3 separate regions of the Homo sapiens genome follow, and all the other regions are linked to region 1. Evidence: chromatin loops called from intact Hi-C (ENCODE). Cell type or tissue: heart left ventricle. All regions are shown on one strand. Region 1 overlaps GREB1L (GREB1 like retinoic acid receptor coactivator). Region 2 overlaps GREB1L (GREB1 like retinoic acid receptor coactivator). Region 3 overlaps GREB1L (GREB1 like retinoic acid receptor coactivator).

The links. A loop is a pair of places that touch in the nucleus more often than their neighbours do. Peaks named below come from ENCODE experiments on the same cell type or tissue, not always from the same donor. Only the 100,000 strongest peaks of a DNase experiment are listed, where the experiment ranks them.
Region 2: it touches region 1 in a loop (2.5-fold over the local background); 15 of 110 quality-filtered maps call a loop at or near these places.
Region 3: a loop joins it to region 1, with 2.7 times the contacts of the local background. A loop is called at or near these places in 10 of 110 quality-filtered maps.

Annotation. Positions count from the first base shown.
Region 1 is chr18:21,327,139-21,335,138 of GRCh38, forward strand. The region is part of intron 1 of GREB1L (GREB1 like retinoic acid receptor coactivator); the gene reads left to right. Among named protein-coding and RNA genes, the nearest start is that of GREB1L-DT, 88 kb to the left of the region's middle. In heart left ventricle, no CTCF peak of the experiment used is centred here; a DNase peak (open chromatin) is centred at 3,061; H3K27ac peaks cover 1,455 bases.
Region 2 is chr18:21,271,600-21,279,599 of GRCh38, forward strand. All of the region lies in intron 1 of GREB1L (GREB1 like retinoic acid receptor coactivator), which reads left to right. Among named protein-coding and RNA genes, the nearest start is that of GREB1L-DT, 33 kb to the left of the region's middle. In heart left ventricle, no CTCF peak of the experiment used is centred here; no DNase peak of the experiment used is centred here; H3K27ac peaks cover 997 bases.
Region 3 is chr18:21,390,339-21,398,338 of GRCh38, forward strand. It overlaps GREB1L (GREB1 like retinoic acid receptor coactivator), which reads left to right. Exons shown (of 33, transcript NM_001142966.3): 5 at 5,047-5,223. The region is part of intron 2 of GREB1L-AS1 (GREB1L antisense RNA 1); the gene reads right to left. Among named protein-coding and RNA genes, the nearest start is that of GREB1L-AS1, 57 kb to the right of the region's middle. RefSeq lists an enhancer at 657-1,509. In heart left ventricle, no CTCF peak of the experiment used is centred here; no DNase peak of the experiment used is centred here; H3K27ac peaks cover 271 bases.

The DNA.
Region 1 (8,000 bases):
CTAAGGTTCCAATCTGTTCTTGAATTCCCTCCTGGGGAGTCCAGGTGTTAGTAACACAAGGTAAACAGAAAGGCCCTCAGGCATGTCATGATGCAAATTCAACTCACACACATACAAAGGGCAACACTCCCATCCAAATTAATGGGATGACATTTGCTGAAGTCCTCAAACTAGAAACTTCCCAGTTATCCTAGGCTTCCCTCCCTTCCTCATGTCCCAGACCTGTTGGGTCACTAAACCCTGTCGACTCAGCATCCTACGTAAGCCTTAAATAAACGACATCTCAGCTCCACTCTCCTTGCCAGTCCCTCCTCATCTCTCATCTAGACCATTGTAGTCATCTCCCTACTGGGCTCCCTGCTTTTGGACTGTTCCTCTTCCTGTTCCCACTCTTCCATTTTTATCTTTGAATTATCTTTTTGAATTATCTCCTGTGAATTATCTTTTTGAAAAGCACATTTGATCACACCATTCTTTTGAGTACAGTCTTCAAGGACTCCCTTTTATCTGTTAAAAAAAAAAAAAGGAAGAAAGAAGAAGGCCCCAACCTTTCTTTTTTTTTCTTTTTTTTGGTGGGGTGGGGAGGTGGGGGGCACGGAGTCTCACTCTGTTACCCAGGCTGGAGTGCAGTGGCTGCGATCTCGGCTCACTGCAAGCTCTGCCTCCCGGGTTCACGCCATTCTCCTGCCTCAGCCTCCCGAGTAGCTGGGACTACAGGTGCCTACCACCATGCCCGGTTAATTTTTTTTGTATTTTTAATAGAGACGGGGTTTCACCATGTTGGCCAGAATGGTCTTGATCTCCTGACCTCGTGATCCGCCCGCCTCAGCCTCCCAAAGTGCTGGGATTACAGGCGTGAGCCACAGCGCCCGGCCAACCCCAGCCTTTCTTAACCTAGCTCCACTCTCTAGCCTAACTTCAGGACCCACATAAAGCTACACCTACTTCTGCCTGTTTCTTTATGAAGAATGTCTTCAGCTTCAACCTTTCTCTGTCATGAACTCCTGGTCATCTTTGAAGTCCTGATTCAGTGCCATTGCCCCCCCCCGTTCCCCAGGATGTTTAAGCACTGTGTGTGCTCCTCTATGAGAGCCCTAATCACACTGGATGGAATTGTCTGAGCTGTGAACTTCTGGATAGTGTAGTCTTGTTCATGTGTGTATCCTCAGCATCTGTCCCAATGCATTGAATCGAGTGAAATAAAAGCAAGTACAGGATATGCTTTGTGTATCCCAGTAAGACCCCAACCTGAAAATAGTGCCAAGACAACCAGGAAACTGACCAGTGGTCCAGCTGAGCTGCATGAAGCAGAATTAGGCACAGAAAGTCTGCAGTAGTTCAAATGGAGTCCTGAGAAATTGTGTCCAGCCCTCATGTCACCCTGGCCTGCCCTGATCTTCTTTGCTTGTTCTGCCTAACTTCTTCATTCTATTCTCTCACTTGCTCAGGGGGGTCTATTTGGCTTAATCTGTTGGACCTGCTCCTTTCTTAGCACTGAAGGCTGATGCATCTGATACGTGCATGTGTGTGTGTGTACGTGCATATGTGAATATGTGTGCATGTGTGTGTATGTGTCTCAAGATGAACTCCCAGACATAGAACTGGGTGTGTCCACTTAGGGGGTTGTATGAATCAGGGGGAAAGGGGAAAACAGGAAATGATAGTAATCAGTTATTATGTACTGTTTGCCAAATGTCAGGATTTGTATTTAATTGTTAAAACCACCTTGTGAATGGTAGTCACCATTATTATTATCCCCACTTTACAGATGAGTTAACTGAAGCAAAGAGAGACTGAGTCACACACACCCTTGAAATGTGGGGGAGCTGGGATCCAGTCAGCATATGTCTTAATCCAGAGTCACTGCTGTAAGCACAATTAGACTTAAAATATTGTAATGGAGGCCAGGCACAGTGGCTCACACCTTGTAATCCCAGCCCTTTGAGCGACCAAGGCAGGCAGATTGCTTGAGGCTGGGAGTTTGAGACCAGCCTGGCCAATATGGTGCCACCCCCATCTCTACTGAAAATACGAAAATTAGCCAGGCATAGTGGTGTGTCCCTGTAATCCCAACCAGTTGGGAGGCTGAGGCACGAGAATGGCTTAAGCCTGGGAGGTGGAGGTTGCAGTGATTAGAGATCAGGCCACTGCACTCCAGCCTGGGCGACAGAGTGAGACTCTGTCTAAAAAAAAAAAAAAAAAAAAAAATTGTAATGGACCATATTACAATTGACCCTTGTCTTACAAAGATCTCTGAAGGGCAAAATAATGAAATGTTTGCTTTTCCTTGAGTTTTTTTGTGAGCACTGGTATTTTTTTTTCTCATGAATGATTTAACTCCAAGGATAATTGTGGGCAAAAAGATACTCCTTTTGAACTTGGACTTAATCTCAAGGACTTGATTGCTTTTCCACCCAGAGTGTCCAAGGAAGACTTTCCAGACCTTTTCCTGGGTCTTACGCACCTGGCTTTGAGCAGCATTAGTAGCCTATTGCTCAAGTTTCATTCTAACCATTAGTAAATGTTTATTGGTCTCCTTGACGAGATGCCTTATGATGCAAAATAGGTAAACAAAAACAATGAGGATTGGTCCCCCTTCCCCAAAACAACCCTCACAATCCTGTTAATTTCTGGTCCTCTGCTGCTGAGGGAACACTTTAGAGTTCCCTCTGGGCTGCTGCATGCATTTCCCATCTAGCCCCCTCTCCTGTGTTACTTTCACTACCAACTCACTCTTTCTTGATTTCCAGATTCTCTGTATTCAAATTCTGGAGTATATCCTACATTCCAATTTCTTGGCACTCCTCTTTACCCACAATGGTTTTTTTTTTGGGGGGGGGGGGTCTTTATCTTGGATATAACTTTTTCCCTAGGTCTTCAAAGGGGTCATCAATCCTGCATTTAACTTTGTAACTGAAGAAAAACCATAATTAAGCCAGTTCTTATAGAACATGTGGGTCCTGGCTATGGGTCAGCTGTCAATTGCTCTGTTGGCTGGGCAGGCAGGTCAGCTGGAGAAGAAGCCCCAGAGTAGGGCCAGGCAGTGGCAGTCTGTCCTAACCATGCCAAGGGCAGCACCAACGAGCTGCAGCCCTGGCTCGTGAGGGCTGGCCTCATTATTTGGAAATTGGGAAGGATAAACAAATATTTTCACAGGGTGCGTCCAGAACTGAGTATTCAAGGTCACTGTGGTACAGACAGAATGCATGGTGTCAGTGTGTCCTAGTGTCTGGCCTTAAGTGGCCTCTCTTGGCAGCATCTGTAAAGAACACAGAGCATGCTGTAACCTCTGCTGTTGATACTGGGTGCGCTCTTACCACCACTTAGAAATCTCTAGATCCGTTTCCATTTCGTGTTGATTGCTTTGAATGTAGAGCCCAGCTTGCATTTTCTGTGGATTGGACCTTTGCCCTGCATGTTTTGCTCCTCCACTTGAAACTGACCTATACTGCTCTGACTCATTAGTCCCACCCATGGAAGTGGCAAGTACTCACAGGAAGTCTCAAATGGCCTTTGGTTTTCTTCCACTGAGGGGGGTAAGAACACACAGACATACCTAAGTCTCTCTTTGAAAAAACTTTACTAGAATGAGTCTGAAAAAAAAAATTTTAAGGGAGTGTCAGAAGCAAACTTGCTTCCTTGACATACCTAATTTTTTTTTGGATGATAACATATGCCATCCCAACTCCCCACTTCCTCCCGACCTAGATAGCATTAATGGAGGTAAAAAGCACTGAGTGACTGTTAGAATTTTTAAAAATCACAACATTATATAAGTATTGGCTTTTTCTTGCTCTTTAATGGAAATGTCCATCTGCATACAGTATAGGTTATAACACTTTCTAATATACATATACTGTTCCATAGTTTTGAGAATTTCTTTTTTATAAATCAACATCAGGCTATTTCATCTGCGGAGTTTTTTTCTGGCTTCAAAATCAGTGCCTTGTCATTAGCAAACTTCACTTACTAGTTTTAGTCAAGTCTGAGCTACACAATGGTTGAATTGGTGACTATTATATTTGTTTAACTGCTGTAAAGTAAGTTTGCAACAATAGATGCTTGCACTTAAATAGGCATGCAGAGCATTGGGGCCCTATCAATCATGCAGAGATTTCCCTCCTGCTGTCTCCTCTGATGGACAATTCTGCTGATGTGGATATTCAAAAAGAAGGGATCAGGAAGAACAGATGATGGATAAAGACAATCTTCTGTCTTGAGAGGAAATCGGAGAAATCCCTTTAAGGAATTTCTTTGTCATGGTGTCAGAAGATTAATTATGCTCGTGTGAGAACAGCTTTCTCATTGGGTAAAAAGAGACATTATCCTTCTGACTTGTGACAGAAGATTTTCAAAGAAAGAGAGTTAAAGATTTCAGCTGCTCTAAAATCTTCTTATTCTGTTGTCTTCTAAGAATTCTTGGAGACCCCTGGATTACATCCATGACATTCAAGGAGTAATGAATGAATCTGGAATTTCTGTTTCAAGAAATTCCTCCTCCTGTTCCTCATGCAGATCTTCAGAAACCTTAATACCTGAGTTTGTATATCAGCTTTAACAATGACATAATAATGTAGGTGATAACTTATTACAAACCAGGAACAGTTTCTTGTAGTGATATGGCAGAGGAGATACGGGCAGTACAACCAAAAATTGTACAGAAGATTAATAAACACAGTTTTTAACAAGGCAATGAATTCTATAATCTGAAAAGGTATCTTTAAAAAATTCACTTAATTGTATGATTTAATTTAGTTGTAAATAGTGATAATATTTAAGGTATTTACATTCTTCACAGTCACTCTGAACAAAACAAATTGGTATTCTGAAAAACCTTTGAAAGTTAGAGACTCAATATATTTCATGGAACATAAGAATAGTAAAGTTGTTCCAAGTAACTTTATTTTCCAGATAACTGAAACTTCAAAACTTAAACAACAACAACAAAAAAGATTTCAATGAAAAATCTTCCTAAAATTCATTAGTTAATACTCTGGCTTTTAAATAATGCACATTAACTGACCCAGGGTCATAAATATGAAGATCTGCTGTTGTACTACATTGAAATACATTGTCATCCTCAGGGACTGTTGAAGCATGGTGTAGGGTTATTTGCCTCTATGCTAAGTGGCCTGAGCAGCCGCATTTTTATTTCTACTGTCACTTTTTATACAAATGGAGTCTCTTTCTTTCAGGTAAGTTATGTTATCTCTTCTCCCTAGAATGTATTTATCATGTTGCTGGTAAATGGCTATTTTGCTTTATACCTGAGGGTAAGCCTGTACCTACAAAACAAACCAGTTCCGTTTATTTTCTTATTCCACTCTAAAAAAAAAAAAATTTTTTTTTCTTTTGAGATGGAGTCTGGCTCTGTTGCCCAGGCTATAGTGCAGTAGCACAATCTTGGCTCACTGCCATCTCCACTTCCTGGGTTTAAGCGATTCTCCAGTCTCAGCCTCTCAAGTAGCTGAGATTACAGGTGCCTATCACCATGCCCAGCTAATTTTTATATTTTTAGTAGAGGTGGGTTTTCACCATGTTGCCCAGGCTGATCTTGAACTCCTGACCTCAAGTGATCTACCTGCCTCACCCTCCCAAAGTGTTGAGATTACAGGCGTGAGCCACCACACCTGGCCTACCACTGTAAAAATTTATTTTTGGCCAGGTGAAGTGGCTCAACACCTGTAATCCCAGCACTTTGGAAGGCTGAGATGGTAGAATCACTTGAGCCCAGGAGTTCGAGACCAGCCTGGGCAACATAGTGAGACCCTGTCTCTACAAAAAGTTAGATAATTAGCTGGGTGTGATGACATATACCTGTAGTCCCACCTGCTTAGGTGGCTGAAGTAGGAGGATCACTTAAGCCCAGGAGGTTGAGGCTGACTGCAGTGAGCCATGATTACACCACTGCACTTCAGCCTGGGTGACAGAGACCCTATGTTAATACACACACACGCGCGCGCGCGCGCGCACATACGGTCTCTCTTATTTCTGGGTATCTAACTGGTTCTAGGCTAGGTAGTAGAGGTTTCCCAGAAGTCTGGTGCCTGGAAGGATGTATTACTATACATGCACATATACACACTCGCATGCACTGGGTTCATTTATTATAACTGGGTTCATTTATTAACTATTAATTGTATAGTGATAGTGATACAATATTTATGTTATGTATAATGTATTATCTTAGTTACTCTGTGATTATATCATCAGGGTAATAGTTTTATATCAGAGCCTTAAGAATAGATTTCTAAGGCCGGGCATGGTGGCTCATGCCTGTAATCTCAGCACTTTGGGAGGCCAAGGCAGACGGATCACCTGAGGTTGGGAGTTTGAGACCAGCCTGGCCAACATGGTGAAACCCTGTCTCTACTAAAAATACAAAAATTAGCTGGGTGTGGTGGCAGGTGCCTGTAATCCCAGCTACTTGGGAGGCTAAGGCAGGAGAATCGCTTGAACCCAGGAGGTGGAGGTTGTGGTGAGCCGAAATCATGCCATTGTACTCCAACCTGGGGGACAAGAGTAAAACTCTGTCTCAAAAAAAAAAAAAAAAGAATTCTAGTCTGGGTTTGGTGGCTCACCCCTGTAATCCCAACACTTTGGGAGGCTGAGGTGAGAGGATTGCTTGAGGCCAGGAGTTCAAAAGCAGCCTGGGCCACACAGCAAGACCCCATCTCTACAAAAAATTTAAAAATTAGCTCAAAGTAATGGCATGTACCTGTAGTCCCAGCTACTTGGGAGACTAAGGTGGGAGGATTGCTTGAGTCTGGGAGGTTGAGGCTGCAGTGAGTCATGGTTGTGCCATTGTACTCCAGCCTTGGTGACCGACTGACGAAGATCTTGCCTAAAAAAAAAAAAAAATTACATTTCTAGTGACTGTACCACTTTAGATACTTCTTCCCTACCTTTCCTAGGGCCCCAACATTGCTATTGTGAAATGGTAGTCAAACCTTGGTTTTAAATAAAAATGAACTATTACATTCCTCAAGACAAAATCATTAAAATGTGCGTTAAATATTAGCTAATGTTAGTAAGTTTTGCAGTAACTATAGTAATTGTAGGGTCCGATTCAGATTTTTGTAAGAGTTTGTAGCCATGACGAAGTGAGTGAGTCTTGTTTTAATTCCACTTGGTATCAGTACCTGGGTAAATAGATTTAGGTTCAAAATTTAGAAATTTTGAGTTTTGAGCAGGATCTAAACTTTATTATCAGTTCCATATCCAGTTTGAGTTTTTTGAAGATGATAAAACTAAAGTGATGATTCTCATGAAACATAGAAAGTGTTTAAGAAACAGTTCCAGGAAAATAAAAGTCCAAAAAAGTTTTCTTCTTCCTTTGTGAAGAGGGAATTGATGATTCTGTTACATTTTGTCTTGCTGGATAAAAAAATCACCCCATTATTGATCACGAGGTCAGGAGATCGAGACCATCCTGGCTAACACAGTGAAACCCCGTCTCTACTAAAACAAACAACAACAAAAAAAATTAGCCGGGCATAGTGGCACACGCCTGTACTCCCAGCTACTCAGGAGGCTGAGGCAGGAGAATCACTTGGACCCAGGAGGCGGAGGTTGCAGTAGGCTGAGATTGCGCCACTGCACTCCAGCCTGGTGACAGAGTATGACCCCATCTCAAAAAAAAAAAAAATTGCCCCATTATTATCCTTTTGTGCTCTCTTTTAGCAGGATGAATTAACCTTTGAGAGGCTTTAATTAAAACTGGAGGTAATTCATCTTGATGACTTAGAACATTTGAAGATAAAAGTTTACTAATTAATAAAAAATATAGCCAGTTACAGAAAATGTTTCTCTCTTTGTCTTTGTGAGCCTACCATTAAAAGAGAACAATCAATTTATCCCCCCACTAGCTGTATGAATTCAGTGGAAAAGAACTTTGGGTTTTCTCCTTCCTAAACCCTTGCTAAATTGTTCTGGCAGTACATAAAAGTGGGTCATTTGTACCTAACATATTTTACTGATGCTCCATTAATCTTAGTGAC
Region 2 (8,000 bases), 56 kb before region 1:
TATAGTCTTGCCACTGCATTCTAGCCTGTGTGACAGCAAGACCCTGTCTCAAAAAAAAAAAAAAAAAAAAAGAATGCATTTATTATGTTAGTCCAGAATGTAGCCCCCACTCATGCAGGTTGCTGTTTAAGTTAAGTAGAGGGGAAAAAGGGATGATGCCAGCCATGCAGGTTTCTTTTATCAGGGAAGGAAAACCTTTCCCAGAAATCCCTGCGGTGGACTTTCCATTAGGTTTCTTAGCTAGAACTGGGCTGCATGACCATCCCTCACTACAGGGGAGGCTAAAAGCGTGGGGAACAGAATTCTCATGATGAGTTTAGACCAACCAAAATCTTCCCTTAAAGCTGTGCAAATTGGCACCCCAAACAAAACTGGAGTCCTGTTAGCAAAGAAGTGGGGGTAGATACTAAAAACAGGACTAAGAATATCTGTCATTCATTATGTTCTTTAAAATTATGATTGACTACACACTACCCTCACAATGGAATGATTCATTAGGATAAGCTAACTGCTGTAGCACACATCCTTAAAATTCCACTGGCTTAATTACTTGCTCATGCTGTAGTCTGACACGGTGAGACACTTCTCCTTGCCGTCACTCAGGGATCCAGGTCCTTTCATCTTGTTCCACTACTATCTTCCAATTCTAGACTTCAAGATTGCTGTGGAAGGAAGAGAGCATATAGGGAAGGCAAACAACTCTTAACTGTCTTGTCCTTCACATCAGCCACGTTCCATTGTCAGAGCTAGGAAATGTTCGACCTTGTCTCCAGGGAGAGGAAGTGGGTTTGCTGTGCATCTAGCCAGCCTCTGCCACACTGCAGTTGAGTGAAATCTAGTTGTCACTGAAGACAGCTGACAAAATGGATAAAGGTATTTTTTTACAAATGTAAAAAATGGCTTTCATAAGAAGTTATAAATGGACTTATAATTTTTTGATATTTCTTAAAGATATTTCACCTACTTTTCCTCTTTATCAACGGTTAAAATATGAGGCAGCCTCAAGCACGTTATTTCCAAAACACCTTCCTTGACCTCTCCAGACAATAAGCAGCTCACTGCATTTACTTCTGTGCTGGGCTACCCCTTAGCTGTAATAACTGGTTGGCATACATCTCACTTGGCTCAAAACTCAGAGGGTGAAGACTATGTACAGTTCATCTTTTAATCACCAGGGCCTAATGCCAAGAAGATAATAAAAAAAGATGTAATTGAATTAATGTCCAAATAGATAAATGCATGTATTGACAAGAGTAAAACTTCAGACTAAAAAGAGAAAAAGCTAGTTTTAAATTCATGAAAATTTTTATTTATATAATTTTTATAAAAATGTTTTTCTCTGGCAGGCTGGGCACAGTGGCTCATGCCTGTAATCCCAGTACTTTGGGAGGCTGAGGCGGGTGGATCACCTGAGGTCAGGAGTTTGAGACCAGCATGGCCAACATGGCGAAACCCCATCTTTACTAAAAATACAAAAATTAACTCGATGTGGTTGCGGGTGCCTGTAATCCCAGCTACTGGGGAGGCTGAGGCAGGGAGAATCGCTTGAACCCGGGAGGCGGAGGTTGCAGTGAGCTGAGATTGTGCCGCTGCACTCCAGCCTGGGTGACAGAATGAGACTCCATCTCAAAAAAAACAAAAAACAAAAGTTTGTAGCATAAATGATAATGATAATTTGAACTAGCTGCTCACAAATAATTAACATATGTAGTAATATTTTGTCACATCTAGTTCTATTCAAGTGATTATGAGGTGAAGATCTTAAATTTTTTTCATAAATATATTAAGTATGCTGTTCAGTTTGAGTGGCCTTATATTTCACATCTGTGAAGAATAAATGAGATTTTTATTTTATTAATAATATTTGTCATACTTAACTATTTTAATTGTCTATTCATTAATTCAACCAACATTCAGTGAGTTCCTACGCAAACAGAAGATAACTAATACACACACTAATCTGTAATTATATAATTAAATGATTTTATTCGTTGGGATGAGGGCTAGAAAAGGTTAGACTAACTGGGAGTTCATAATTTGTCTTGGAGATTTAAGAAAGTTTTTGAAGAGGTTTTCTGTGTTGAGATGAAGAGGAAGATTGAGACAAAGCACAATGGAGAGTAGGGGAGAGAGCACTTCAGAATGTTTGAAGGTGCTAAGAGGAAGTGCTTGACACACGGGAGGAACTGAGAAAGAAGGCTAGGGCCATCGGCTGGAGGGACAGGACAGGTGGAGATGTAAGCATGGGCCTCCAGACCATGGTAAGGCCACTGGATCTTTACTTTAATGCATTTGTGCATGTGATTAAAAAAAAATGAAAGAAAAACTTACTGTTTTAGATGACAATGTATAATAAACATTTTAGCCATCATAAAATATTTTAGAATAAGATATGTAAATACTGTCTTAGTGCATTTTGGTTGCTATAACAAAAATACCACAAACTGGTTGGCTTATCAACAACAAATATTTATTTCTTACAATTCTAGACGCTTGGAAGTCCAAGATCAAGGCACCAACAGATTTGGTATCTGCTAAGGGTCCATTTCTTGATTCACAGATGATGCCTTCTAGCTGTATCCTCACATGGTAGAGGGGGCAATGGAGCTCTCTGGGGTCTTTTTTATAAGGTCACTAATTTCATTCATGAGGGATATAACCTTATGACCTGATTACCTCCCAAAAACTTAACTCCTAAAACCATCACCTTGGGGGTTAGGATTTCAACATATGAATTTTGGAGTGACACAAACATTCAGATCATAGCAAATACCAAGTATATATATATATACACACACACAAACAACACAATTTTTATTTTTATTTTTTGAGACTGGGTCTCACTCTGTTGCCCAGGCTGGAGTCCCGTGGCATGATAACGGCTCACTGCAGTCTCCACTTCCCAGGCTCAGGTGATTCTCCCACCTCAGCCTCCTGAGTAGCTGTGACCACAGACATGTGCCACCATGCCCGGCAAATTTATTTAGTTTTTATTTTTCAATTAAAAATACCGGCTAGGCACAATGACACATGCCTGTAATCCTGGCACTTTGAGAGGCTGAGGTGGGCAGATCACTTGAGCTTAAGAGTTTGAGACCAGCCTGGGTGACATGGTGAAACCCTGTCTCTACAAGAAAACTAGGCAGGCCTGGTGGAGTGCACCCATAGTCCCAGCTGCTTGGGAGGCTGATGTGGGAGGATCGCTTAAGCCCAGGAATTCAAGGCTGCAGTGAACTATGAGTGCGCTACTGCACTCCAGCCTGGGCAACACAGCAAGACCCCATCTCTAAAAAAATAATAATAATTAATTTAAAAAATTTTAAAATACCACACTTGTAATAACAATGAAAAAAATAAAATAGTCTGGGCTTGGTGGCTCATGCCTGTAATCCAGCACTTTGAGAGGCCGAGGTGGGCCGATCACGAGGTCAGGAGATCGAGACCATCCTGGCTAACACGGTGAAACCCCATCTCTACTAAAAATACAAAAATTAGCTAGGCATGGTGGCACACGCCTGTAATCCCAGCTACTCAGGAGGCTGAGGCAGGAGAATAGCTTGAACCCAGGAGGTCGAGGTTGCAGTGAGCAAAGATTGCACCACTGCACTCCAGCCTGGTGACAGAGTGAGACTCTGTCTCTAAATAAATAAATAAAAATGTTGGTTATATTTCATAAAGGGAAGGAGAGAAACTAAACTAGTTGAGAGAAATGTAGGAAATAGGTTTAAATAAGTGGGGGAAAATATTTTTGTTACAAGTATGTTATTTTAAAATTTTTAATTATTTATTTTTTTAGAGCTGGGGTCTTCTTCTTTTGCCCAGGCTGAAGTGCAGTAGCAGTATATATAATAAACAAAAAGCCTGGCCAACATAGTGAAATCTCATCTCTACTAAAAATGCAAAATTAGCTGGGCGTGGTGGTGCTCGCCTGTAATCCCAGCTACTCGGGAGGCTGAGGCAGGGGAATCACTTGAACCTGGGAGGCAGAGGTTGCAGTGAGCTGAAATTGCACCACTGCACTCCAGCCTGGATGACAGCCTGGATGACAGGATTAAATAAAATAAAGTGTTAATATTCTCTACATATAAAACATTCTTCCAATCAATTTTAAAAGAACAAATACCTCAGAAGAAAGGGATCTAGGGCAGAAGTTGACAAACTCATCCTAGACCAAATCCAGTCCATGTCTTATTTTGAAAATAAAGTTTTATTGAAACATGGCCATGCTTGTTCACTTGCATATCGTCTCTGACTGCATTTGAGCTACAGTGACGGAGTTGAATGTGACGTCGTTGAATGTGACGTCAAAACCAGCGATGTTTAGTCTCAGTTTCCTGACCTCTTATATAAAGAAAAATCCACTGTTGGTGGTCTTGGAAGACAATGTAGAGTCTCTTCTCTTTGGGATGGTTTTTGGTGGTTCCGTTTAGCTTCAGGAGAATGGACCAGTTGGGCTCTTGAGGTTCCTTCCTCATTCTCATTCTGTTTTATCTTGAACTTGTCTTGGGTCAGGTTTTTACATGCGAATGCCTACATAAGACCTGTCCTCTCTTATGCATTTATTCCCATTGGATCAGTCCTCAATCGACCAGTCTTTCTACCCTGATGACCTTCTTCTGCGACACCACCTCTTCCGTGGTAAACCAGTCCCGGAGGCCTCGGTGTTTTTAAGACCCATTCTCTGACCTTCATCAATACCTAACTCTCCAACCATTTATTCTTCTTTGCTCTTGCACTCAGGTTGTTGAGTTTTATTGAAGAAATTCACACAACCTGGGAAATGGGTGGTTCATTCCCACCCGTTCTACATTCACGGTCTCTCCCCTGGGCTGGGAACGCTGCCCTGAAATCTTACATGATTCCAAATAAGCTCCTCTCCAGTTACCTCTAAAGGGTGGCCAGCCTAACCTTTCTTCTCTCACATCAGCATGCCTGTTCCACCATCCTTTCCAGCTCTCTGAAAATGAACTTGGCTTCTACTGCACAGAGAAAATGGAGGCCTTCATGTAGTAAGTCCTGGATCTTAACCTTGTCTCATTCCTCAGAGTGAGGAATCCACTTGTGACACCTTCCTTCTGCTTTATTGTAAGCATTTTATCTCTAAAATGTTTTCTTTAGCTTATAAATTAGTTCATTTCTAGTCTTTCTATTAAAAAAAGGAAGAAAGGGAAGAAGGAAGGAAAGAAGGAAGAGAGAGGGAGATGAGGTGGGGAGAAAGAAGGAAAGAAAGAAAAGGAAGAAAGGAAGCGTTTTTGATACTTCTTTGGATCCTCCATTTCTCACCAATTGTCCTACACAGCTCTCCTTCCCTTTACAGCCCAGCCCTTTTTTTTTTTTTTTTTTTTTTTTTACGGAATCTTGTTCTGTCGCCCAGGCTGGAGTGCAGTGGTGCGATCTTGGCTCGCTGTAAGCTCCGCCTCCTGGGTTCACGCCATTCTCCTGCCTCAGCCTCCCAAGTAGCTGGGACTGCAGGCACCCACCACCACGCCCAGCCAATTTTTTGTATTTTTAGTAGAGACGGGGTTTCATCGTGTTAGCCAGGATGGTCTCAATCTCCTGACCTTGTGATCCGCCTGCCTCGGCCTCCCAAAGCGCTGGGATTACAGGCGTGAGCCACCGTGCCCGGCCCAGCCCAGCCTTTTGAATACAGGCTGTCCACTTGTCACCAGTTCCTCACTATGTCATAAGATTTAGCCTCCTGTGAGGCTCGTGCAGGTGCCCTGGCCAGGTTGCCATGCTAGGGGTACCCTTTTCATCCTTGTCTTCTTGGATTCTTTGGCGCTTATGATAGAGTTGGCTTTTGCCTCATTCTTAAAATGTGCTTCATTTTCTTTGTTGATACTGTTCTCTTTTAGTTTCCCACTTTGGTTTTTCCTCAGCTGCTTTGCATGCTCTTACTCATTTTCCTGCCTCTTAAGTAGAATTTCAATCCTTAGCCCCTTTTGTCACCTTCTTCCTAGGCAATCCCATGACCTTTGTACTAATGATTTGTAAATCTCTAGTCCCAGCCTAGGCCTTTGTGTAAACTCCTCCATTAAGTGCCTACTAGGAGATCTGCATGCCTAGATGTTCTAATGTGATCTCAAACTGAACATAGTCAAAACTCAACTCCCTGTCACCCCTGTCATGCCATCCACACCATGCCGTGCTGCACCCTGTCATACCGCATGAGCCACCAGACCGTCATGCTCTGTGACTTGTCTGTCTGCCCAATTCTATTTTGAGCTTCTTGAGGGCAGGGATCTCATTTTTTATCTCTGTATCTTCAGTGTCCGGTACATTGAGTCTGCTCAATGAATGTGTGAGAGAATGGAAGTAAGGAAGAAGAGTGAAAGCAAGAAAGTGCCAAAAATGTTCTCCTTACTCTAGGGCCTGCTGATAAAACACAACAAAAACTCATGAGGCCTGTCGAAATGGGTATAGCCATGACAAGTGACTTTTTATTTAGTGTTGAAGCCATTTAGGCTTATAGATTGAAGGATATTAAAGTTACAACAAGGCTGGGCACAGTGGCTTATGCCTGTAGTCCCAGCACTTTGGGAGGCCGAGGCGGGTGGATCACCTGAAGTCAGGAGTTCGAGACCAGCCTGGCCAACATGGCGAAACCCCATCTCTACTAAAAATATAAAAATTAGCCAGGCGTGGTGGCAGGCGTCTGTAATCCCAGCTGCTTGGGAGGGTGAGGCAGGAGAATCGCTTGAACCTGGGAGGCAGAGGTTTCAGTGAGCCGAGATCGTGCCATTGCACTCCAGCCTGGGCAACAAGAGCAAGACTCCATCTCAAAAAAAAAAAATAAATAAATAAATAAATAAATAAATAAATAAATAAATAAAGTTACAACAGCATCCTCCTCAAAACATGAAGTTTAGTGGTAAATGTTGAGAATTTTACATTTAACATTTAGCACACTTTTGCTTCGTACCTGAATTTTTGGTACTTGGTGGTATTGAGAGCACTCAGTGTAAAGTGTTCTGGGTGTAAAATGTTCTGGTATCAACTGTTTCTCAGTACTTTGAAGTCAGAATACTAATCCTTGAGCAATTCATAACACCAACTAAAAGATATGCAACCAAAAAAACACCAGTCATGTGGTAGATGTGTAGAAAAATTATGATTTTCAGAGTCCAGATTTGAATAAAATATCAGTCAGAAATCATAAGGAAAAGATATGTATGCCAAACTCAGTGCAGAAACCAATTGATTATGTATTTTTAAAATTCAGATTGTCTTAATGTCAATGTTTCATTAAGAAAAACTCAAGACTTTTGGAAATTTGAAACTAATTAACATTAGAATAGTCTAATAGTTACATTAGAATAGCAATAGTTCCTATACATCTGAACACATGTCCTATGAAGTAGTGTTATTTACAGCTAACTCCATGTTTCTTAATTTTCCTGACAAATACCTTATTGTAAAAATAAGCATTCAATAAAGTAAAAAAATCATTAAGACATTACCAAATCTAATATTTATATTAAAATCATTCTAAAAATGCAGTTTGTCTCATCATTTCAAATCCCTTCCTTGTTTAAAGAAAAGATTACATTTTAGAAAATTTGAGAAATAGAGAAAAAGGGCATCTATAATCCCACCAACTTCTTATAGCTTTTTGCAGAAACGTTTATTTTCATAATTGTAATTATATATGTAATTTTATATTCTTATTTTAAAGTTAGTATTTCTCTCATGAATATTTTTCTGTGATGTTACTGAATAGTTATTATTATAATTTCTTATGGAAGCCTAATTCCATCTAATTATATGCCTAAATTTCTTTATCATTTACTGGATACTTTAAATGAGATCCAGTGTTTTACTCTGTACTTACGGATCCCTTCCCAGCATACTTTGTACTTTTTCCTTAGGGTAGATTTTTGGAAGTAAAGTATTCAGTTGAAAGTTATACTTTTAGATACATAATATCTTAATAATTTTCCAAAAGATTCTTCCAATTTTTAATTCCCCCGGAATGTAAGAGTACCAATTTCACTGCGAAT
Region 3 (8,000 bases), 63 kb after region 1:
AGGAGGTATTCCAGAAGATGGCATTATTATCATAGGAGATGACCCTCCAAGCATGTTTTTGCCCTGAAGACCTTCCAGTAGGACAAGATATGGAGGTGGAAGAGTGATATTGATGATTCTGACCCTGTGTAGGCCTAGGCTAATGTGTGTGTTTGTGCCTTAGTTTTTAACAAAAAAGTTTGTTTGTTTGTTTGTTTTTGTTTTTGTTTTTGTTTTTGAGATGGAGTCTCGCGCTGTCACCAGGTTGGAGTGCAATGGCGCAATCTCGGCTCACTGCAACCTCCGCCTCCTGGGTTAAAGTGATTCTCCTGCCTCCACCTCCTGAGTAGCTGGGACTACAGGCGCCCACCACCATGCCCAGCTAATTTTTGTATTTTTAGTAGAGATGGGGTTTCACCATATTGGCCAGGATGGTCTCAATCTCTTGACCTTGTGATCCACCCGCCTTGGCCTCCCAAAGTGCTGGGATTACAGGCGTGAGCCACCGCGCCAGGCCAACAAAAAAAGTTTAAAAAGTAAAAAACAAAACAAAACAAAAATTTTAATACAAAAAAGCCTTATAGAATAAGGATATAAGAAAGAAAACGTTTTTATACAGCTATACAAAGTGTTTGTGTTTTAAGTTTTATTATGAATCAGAAGGTTTTTAAAAGTTAAAAAGGTGATAAAGTTAAAAAGTTACAGTAAGCTAAGGTTAATTTATTATTGAAGAAAAAAACATTTTAGTAAATTTAGTGTAGCCTAAGGGTACAGCATTTACAAAGTGTACAGTAATGTCCTAGGCCTTCACATTCACTCATTACTCACTCACTGACTCACCCAGAGCAACTTCCAGTCCTGCAAGCTCTGTTTTAAGTGACTTATACAGGTGTGTCATTTTTTATCTTTTATATCGTATTTTCACTGTGCCTTTTCTGTGTTTACATATGTTTAGATACACAAATACTTAACCATTGTGTTACAACTGCCTATAGTATTCAGTACAATAGAATGCTATCCAGGTTTGTAGCCTAGGGGCATTAGGCTATACCATCTAGCCTACATGTGTGGTAGGCTGTATCATCTGGGTGTGTGAAAGTACACTCTATGATGTTCACACAACAAAATCGCCTCTTAGAATGCATCCATGTGGTTAAGTGATAAATGACTGTATATGAGTCAGAGAGGTGTTAATGAGGTCAAAGGAGCAGTTAATTAGGAGTTAAGAGACCTGGGTTCTGGATCTACTGTTTCTGGTGGTTGAGTATTTGGCCTTGGGCCACTTTCTTAGTCTCTTGGGGCCCTTCTTTCATTTACATATTAAAGAGGTTAGAACAGATCTGTGTTCCTCAATCGTTGACTCACAAATGTCTCTTATAATAGTGTGTAATCTTTTGAATTCAGAGATTTAAAAATTAATTCTGTCATTACATGGCATGTGATAAGGACTTGATTTTAAATAGAAAGTAATTTTAGATTGGTTTGTTTGTTTATTTATTTATTTATTTTGAGACAGAGTTTCACTCTTGTTGCCCAGGCTGGAGTGCAGTGGTGCAATCTCGGCTCACTGCAACCTCTGCCTCCTAGGTTCAAGCAATTCTCCTGCCTCAGCCTCCCGAGTGCCTGGGACTACAGGTCCATGCCACCACCCCCAGCTAATGTTTGTATTTTTAGTAGAGACAAGATTTCGCCATGTTGGCCAGGCTGGACTCGAACTCCTGACCTCAGGTGATCCACCCGCCTCAGCCTCCCAAAGTGTTGGGATTACAGGCGTGAGCCATTGCACCTGGCCTACTTAGATCAGTTTATTCATATACTGTTTGATATTCATGCTGTACAAGAAAGATTATCTACAGGGTTAGTACCAGTCTTGAGTGTTGAGTGCATTGAATAAGGTAATCTATATAGTATTTAGCACTGTGCCTGGCTATGGCAAGTGCTCCATAAGTTTTAGCTGCCATCATCATCATCATCAATTCCCAACTTTCAAACCTGTGAGCCCTGTTCCTTAATAGAGGTGGGTGGACACAGCAGATTTTTTTTTTCCAATGGGTTCCATGTATCCATAGGCTCCAAAAAATATTTGTAAACGAAGTAATATGACCGACATATTTAATGACTATTTTCCAAATAAATATAAATGATATTTTGAACAAATGCAGATGCACTTAAAATTGCTAAAGAATTCATAAGTTTTTATATTTTTTCTTAATTCATGAACTTCTAGAGTTAAATTGACTTTTAGAGTTTAAATTGACTTTTATTAATGTTAAAAAGGGATCTATAAGCTTGAAATGATTGAGCCCTGCAGTCTTGATAATTTTATTCTTTCTTCTGTTGACTTTTCCCAATTCTATTAGGCTTGTTTTTGAGGTTTGGTGACCCAAACTATATGGTAAATTTAATATGCCCCACCGCTTCATCCATTTTTTTAAATTTAAATTTTAATTTTTTTTCTTTAAAAAAAAAATTTAGACAGGGTCTTGTTCTGTCACCCAGGCTGGAGTACAATGGCACAATCCTGGCTCACTGCAACCTCTGCCTCCCTAGCTCAAGGGATGCTCCCATCTTAACCTCCTAGGTAGCTGGGACTACAAGCACTCACCACCAGGCCCGACTAATTTTTGTATTTTTTTGTAGAGATGGGGTTTCGCCCTGTTGCCTAGACTGGTCTTGAACTCCTGGACCCAAGCGATCTGCCTCTTTGGCCTCCCAAAGTGCTGGGATTACAGGCGTGAGCCACTGCACCTCGCCTCATCCAATGTTTTCATGGTGTTTTCTTTTTTATTTCTCATGCCAGTAACTGATAGCATTCAATTATCTGTTGACACTTGGTTAAAATCATAACATGAATTGATGCTAGGAGAATCTAGCATGGTTTTTCCCTACTTTGTATTGGGCAATGATAATGGTGCTCTCCTCGGGTTTGTGTAGGGAGAGGTAGGCATCCTCCTTGCTTCCAAAATTTTCTGAAATAGCGTTTTTTTCCCTGTTCTTGAGAGCAAGTCTCACGCTGTTGCCCAGGCTGGAGTGCAGTGGTGCGATCTTGGCTCACTGCAACCTCTGCCTCCCTGGTTCAAGTGATTCCCCTGCCTCAGCCTCCCAAGTAGCTGGGATTACATGCATGTGCCACCATGCCTAGCTAATTTGTTGTTGTTGTTGTTTGTTTGTTTTTTGAGACAGAGCCTCGCTCTGTTGCCCAGGCTGGAGTGCAGTGGCGCGATCTGGGCTCACTGCAAGCTCCGCCTCTACAGGTGCCTGCCACCATGTCCGGCTAATTTTTTTGTATCTTTAGTAGAGACGGGGTTTCACCATGTTAGCCAAGATGGTCTCGATCTCCTGACCTCATGATCCGCCCGCTTCTGCCTTCCAAAGTGCTGAGATTACAGGTGCGGGTCACCGCGCCCGGCCTTTTTTTGTATTTTTAATAGAGAAGGGTTTCACCATGTTGGCAAGGCTGGACTTGAACCGCAACCTTAAGTGATCCACCCACCTCGGCCTCCGAAAGTGCTGGGATTACAGGTGTGAGCCACTGCGCCCGGCCTGAAATAGCATTTATCATACTTTTATTCAGCCTTTCTCGGTTGCAAATGACAGAAACCCAACTGAAAATGGCTTAGGTAAAATGAAGAAATTACTGAAAGAATTCCAAAGAAAAGGTTTCATGGCCAGACCTTGGGAAAGGCAGATACAGCGGGCTGAGGGATCCAGATACTGCCAGAACAGTCTTTCAGCCTCCTGCCTGTGCTGACGGAGTTCCCTCCCAAGTCAAGAGACAGGGCTGGCACTAAGCAGTCTGAGCCATGCTCTCCTTGGCTCCATGTTCAGATTTTCTAGGGGAAAGGCTTTGATGGGCCTTGTTTATGTCATATGTCCACCCTTGGACCAATCAACTATGGCCAGAAAGTTGGGCTATCAAAGTGGCCCAGTTGGATCAGGTCCTAGCTCCACATCAATTTGGAGTGTCACAACTCCCTGGGGAAGTCATATGATTACAGTGAGTACAGACGGAATCATTCCCCAGAAGATTTGCAGCAGAACTGTAGCTGTTCCCTATAACACTGTCTGTGATTCTTGGTTCCTTATACATTCTTCCAAATGACTGCAATGTGAGTTCTTGGAGGAAGTTATATTTGGTTCAATTCTGTATCTCCTGGTCTTGGACAGCATCTGTTGCAAATGTTTGTTTAATAAACAATGAACAGATGAATTCATATAATACATTATGATATACAAAGTGGTTATGTAAGATTTTGTCACATCTTGTCATGTCATGTCATGGTAAAAAGTGAAATGCTGTAACAGTTTTGGCCCGTTCATCTAGGAGTCACCAAATTCTGAGCTTCAGTCTTTTCCTCTGTGAAAATAAAGAGTATCTCTATTCTGACACTGTACCCATCTAGAGAAGTGAATTTGGATTGGAAGTAAAATAATCGTATTACATGCACATAAAAACTACGTGGTTTTCAAAGTTTGTTGTGTATTCACCATTGCCCCACTTGTTGACCAGACTCACGCCTGTAATCCCAGCACTTTGTGAGGCCAAGGTGGGTGGATCACGAGGTCAGGAGTTCGAAACCAGCCTGGCCAACATGGGGAAGCTCCATCTCTACTAAAAAAAAAAAAAAAAAAAAAAATTAGCCGGGTGTGGTGGCGCACACGCCTGTAATCTCAGCTACTCGGGAGGCTGAGGCAGGAGAATCACTTGAACCTGGGAGGTGGAGGTTGCAGTAAGCCAAGATCCCACCATTGCACTCCAGCCTGGGCGACAGGGCGAGACTCCATCTCAAAAAAAAAAAAAAAAAGAAAAAAAAAAGAAAAAATATGAAGTTGTCGCTTTGGCTGAAGCGAAGCAGACGGAAATATTTCCTTTCAATGTCTTTTCAGCTTTGTTCAGAGGGCCACACTTGGCAGATTTGTCTTCTGGTTGGAGTATAGGGGTATAGGGACTTTAATTTAGTCTGTAATAGTGATTCTCAAAAATAAATCTACTCTCCAAATGAGTGATAAGAAGATATAATCTCACTAAACATTTCACTGTGTCCTTTTTTTTAAACTGGTTTTTAGGTTTTTGTCAAGCAGGAAAGGATTTGCGTTTGGTATCACTGTGTATGGAACAAATTGACATCCCAGCAGGATTCCTCCTGGTGGGGGCCAAGTCTCCCAATCTGCCTGAACACATCCTAGTTTGTGCTGTGGACAAGCGATTTCTACCAGATGATCATGGAAAAAATGCACTTTTAGGTGAGTGTTTCATGCTTATAAAATTCCTTCCAATATGAGGGAGTTAAAATACACATTTATTTAAAACTACTGCAGAATTTTAAAAAATATACCAGAGGATTATTTGGGGATTATATAGTTTAGTTCAATTATGAGACATTTTTTCTTTTAGTAACTTCTTTTTTTTTTTTCTTTTTTTCTTTTTTTGAGATGAAGTCTTGCTCCATCGCCCAGGCTGGAGTGCAATGGTGCAGTCTAGGCTCACTGCAACCTCTGCCTCCCAGGTTCAAGTGATTCTCCTGCCTCAGCCTCCCGAGTAGCTGGGACTACAGGTGCATGCCACCACACCCAGCTAATTTTTGTGTTTTTAGTAGAGACAGGGCTTCACCATATTGGCCGGAGTGGTCTTAAACCCCTGACCTCGTGATCTGCCCACCTCGGACACCCAAAGTGATGGGATTACAGGCGGTAACTTCTTAAACATTTATTTATTTTCTTTCTTTTTTTTTTTTCTTTTTTTTGAGACAGAGTTTTGCTCTTGTCACCCAGGCTGGAGTGCAGTGGCATGATCTCGGCTCACTGCAACCTCTGCCTCCTGGGTTCAAGCAATCCTCCTGCCTCAGCCTCCCGAGTAGCTGGGATTACAGGCGCCCACCATCACGCCCAGCTACTCTTTGTATTTTTAGTAAAGACAGGGTTTCACCATGTTGGCCAGGCTGGTCTCAAACTCCTGACCTCAGATGATCTGCCTGCCTTGGCCTCCCAAAGTGCTGGAATTACAGGCATGAGCCACCACGCCCGGCCTTTTCATTTTTATTAATTCTCAAAACACTTAGCTTAATTAAATGACTTTTTTGACCAGACATTTTTAAAAAGCATGCAATTTATCAAAAATTAATATTTTATAAAGAAAAGAGAATTCACTCTCTATAGTCATTGATATCAAGTCAGCTCTGATATTGGACCTGATATCAAGTCAACTCAATTATTTATCTGTGGATTATTCACTTTGTAAGTTATTTGTTGTTTTTCCATACCACTCATTCCAATGTCATATAGATAGATATTTCTATCTATACTTGTGTGATGTGATTCTCACTTTATATTTAACATTAGTTCACCCAAAATAACTAGGACTATGTATCTTTATATTTCTATCTATATGATATAAAATGTAAATGACTTTATCTAGAATTATTTTACTTTCTGATATTAGAGTCTGGGCTTTTTCACAACATAGCTTCCCTATATCACAAGAAATAACAGACTTGATTTATTTTATTTTAAATAATTAAAAAGATAAGAGAGCACATGAGATTTGTTGCTTTTCTACTGCTGCCATTTCTCTACTGTTGTTTTTGTTTCTCAGAATTTGTCTTACTATAGATGAAATCATGTTTCAGGCACAAATATCAGTAAAAAGGAAAAAGAATAGAGCAATGAATTCAAATATTGTATTGATCATGATGTGTATTTATTTTTGTAGTTTGATACATTCTTCCTAGTTATATAGTGTCATCAGAAAGTCTAGCAATACACTGATCAATAAGTGAGCCTGCACACGCTTTATAGAAGTTCCTTAAATTATAGCTTAAAGACTTTTTATGGTTCATAGGAAAAGAAATGGTAATTTTCATTTTTTATAAGGCTCTCATAAAAAAAGAACATTTTCGGCCTGGCACGGTGGCTCACGTCTGTAATCCCAGCACTTTGGGAGGTCGAGGTGGGCGGATCATGAGGTCAGGAGATCGAGACCTCTGGCTAACATGGTGAAACCCCGTCTCTACTAAAAAAAACCCCGTCTCTACTAAAAAAAACCCCGTCTCTACCAAAAATTAGCCGGGCGTGGTGGTGGGTGCCTGCAGTCCCAGCTACTTGGGAGGCTGAGGCAGGAGAATGGCGTGAACCCGGGAGGCAGAGCTTGCAGTTAGCGGAGATCGCGCCACTGCACTCCAGCCTGGGGGACAGAGCGAGACTCCGTCTCAAAAAAAAAAAAAAAAAAATAATAATAATAATTAGCTGGGCGTGGTGGCGCTTGTAGTCCCAGCTACTCGGGAGGCTGAGGCAGGAGAATAGCGTGAACCCGGGAGGTGGAGCTTGCAGTGAGCCAAGATGGCGCCCCTGCACTCTAGGCTGGGCGACAGAGTGAGACTGTCTCAGAAAAAAAGAAAAAACGTTTTCACTTTGTTTAGTGAAATTGAGCAGATGGTTTAATATAGAAGTCTAATGATAAATCTAATATGCTGGAGTAAATTAGCAGTGAAGATCCAACTACTCGTTTTTTCATTCAGCAGTATTTATTCAGGATGTACTGTGTGACAGAAATCACACGAGGCTCTTACGTAGGGACACAACAGTTAAAAGACTCAGTCCTGTTCCTCACAGAGCTTACTACCTAGTAGGCTGTAGTAGAACAACTTCAGAAAACTTTTTAGCATTTGAAAAGCATTATCGTCTCATCTAATGATAAACAGTTCAGGTGTGGCTCTGACTGTCGACAATGAAAATCTCTCATAATGCATTTTTTGTTCAATGATTCTTTGTGACTAGAGAATCCTCTTAGAATATGTCATGGAAAAGACACAGAAAACACCATCAGTATAATAGACTTCATAATCCTTAGAAATTAGGAGTGAGACCAAAGACCATGTGCTTTAGAATCAGAACTGTGTTCTAATCCCAGATTTGTCACTTAGTACTTTAAGAACTTCAGCAAGTATTTTAAGAACTTAAAGTCTTAGATTGCTCATGCATATAATGGGGCCATTAACGCCTACCTTGCCGGGTCATAAAGATCA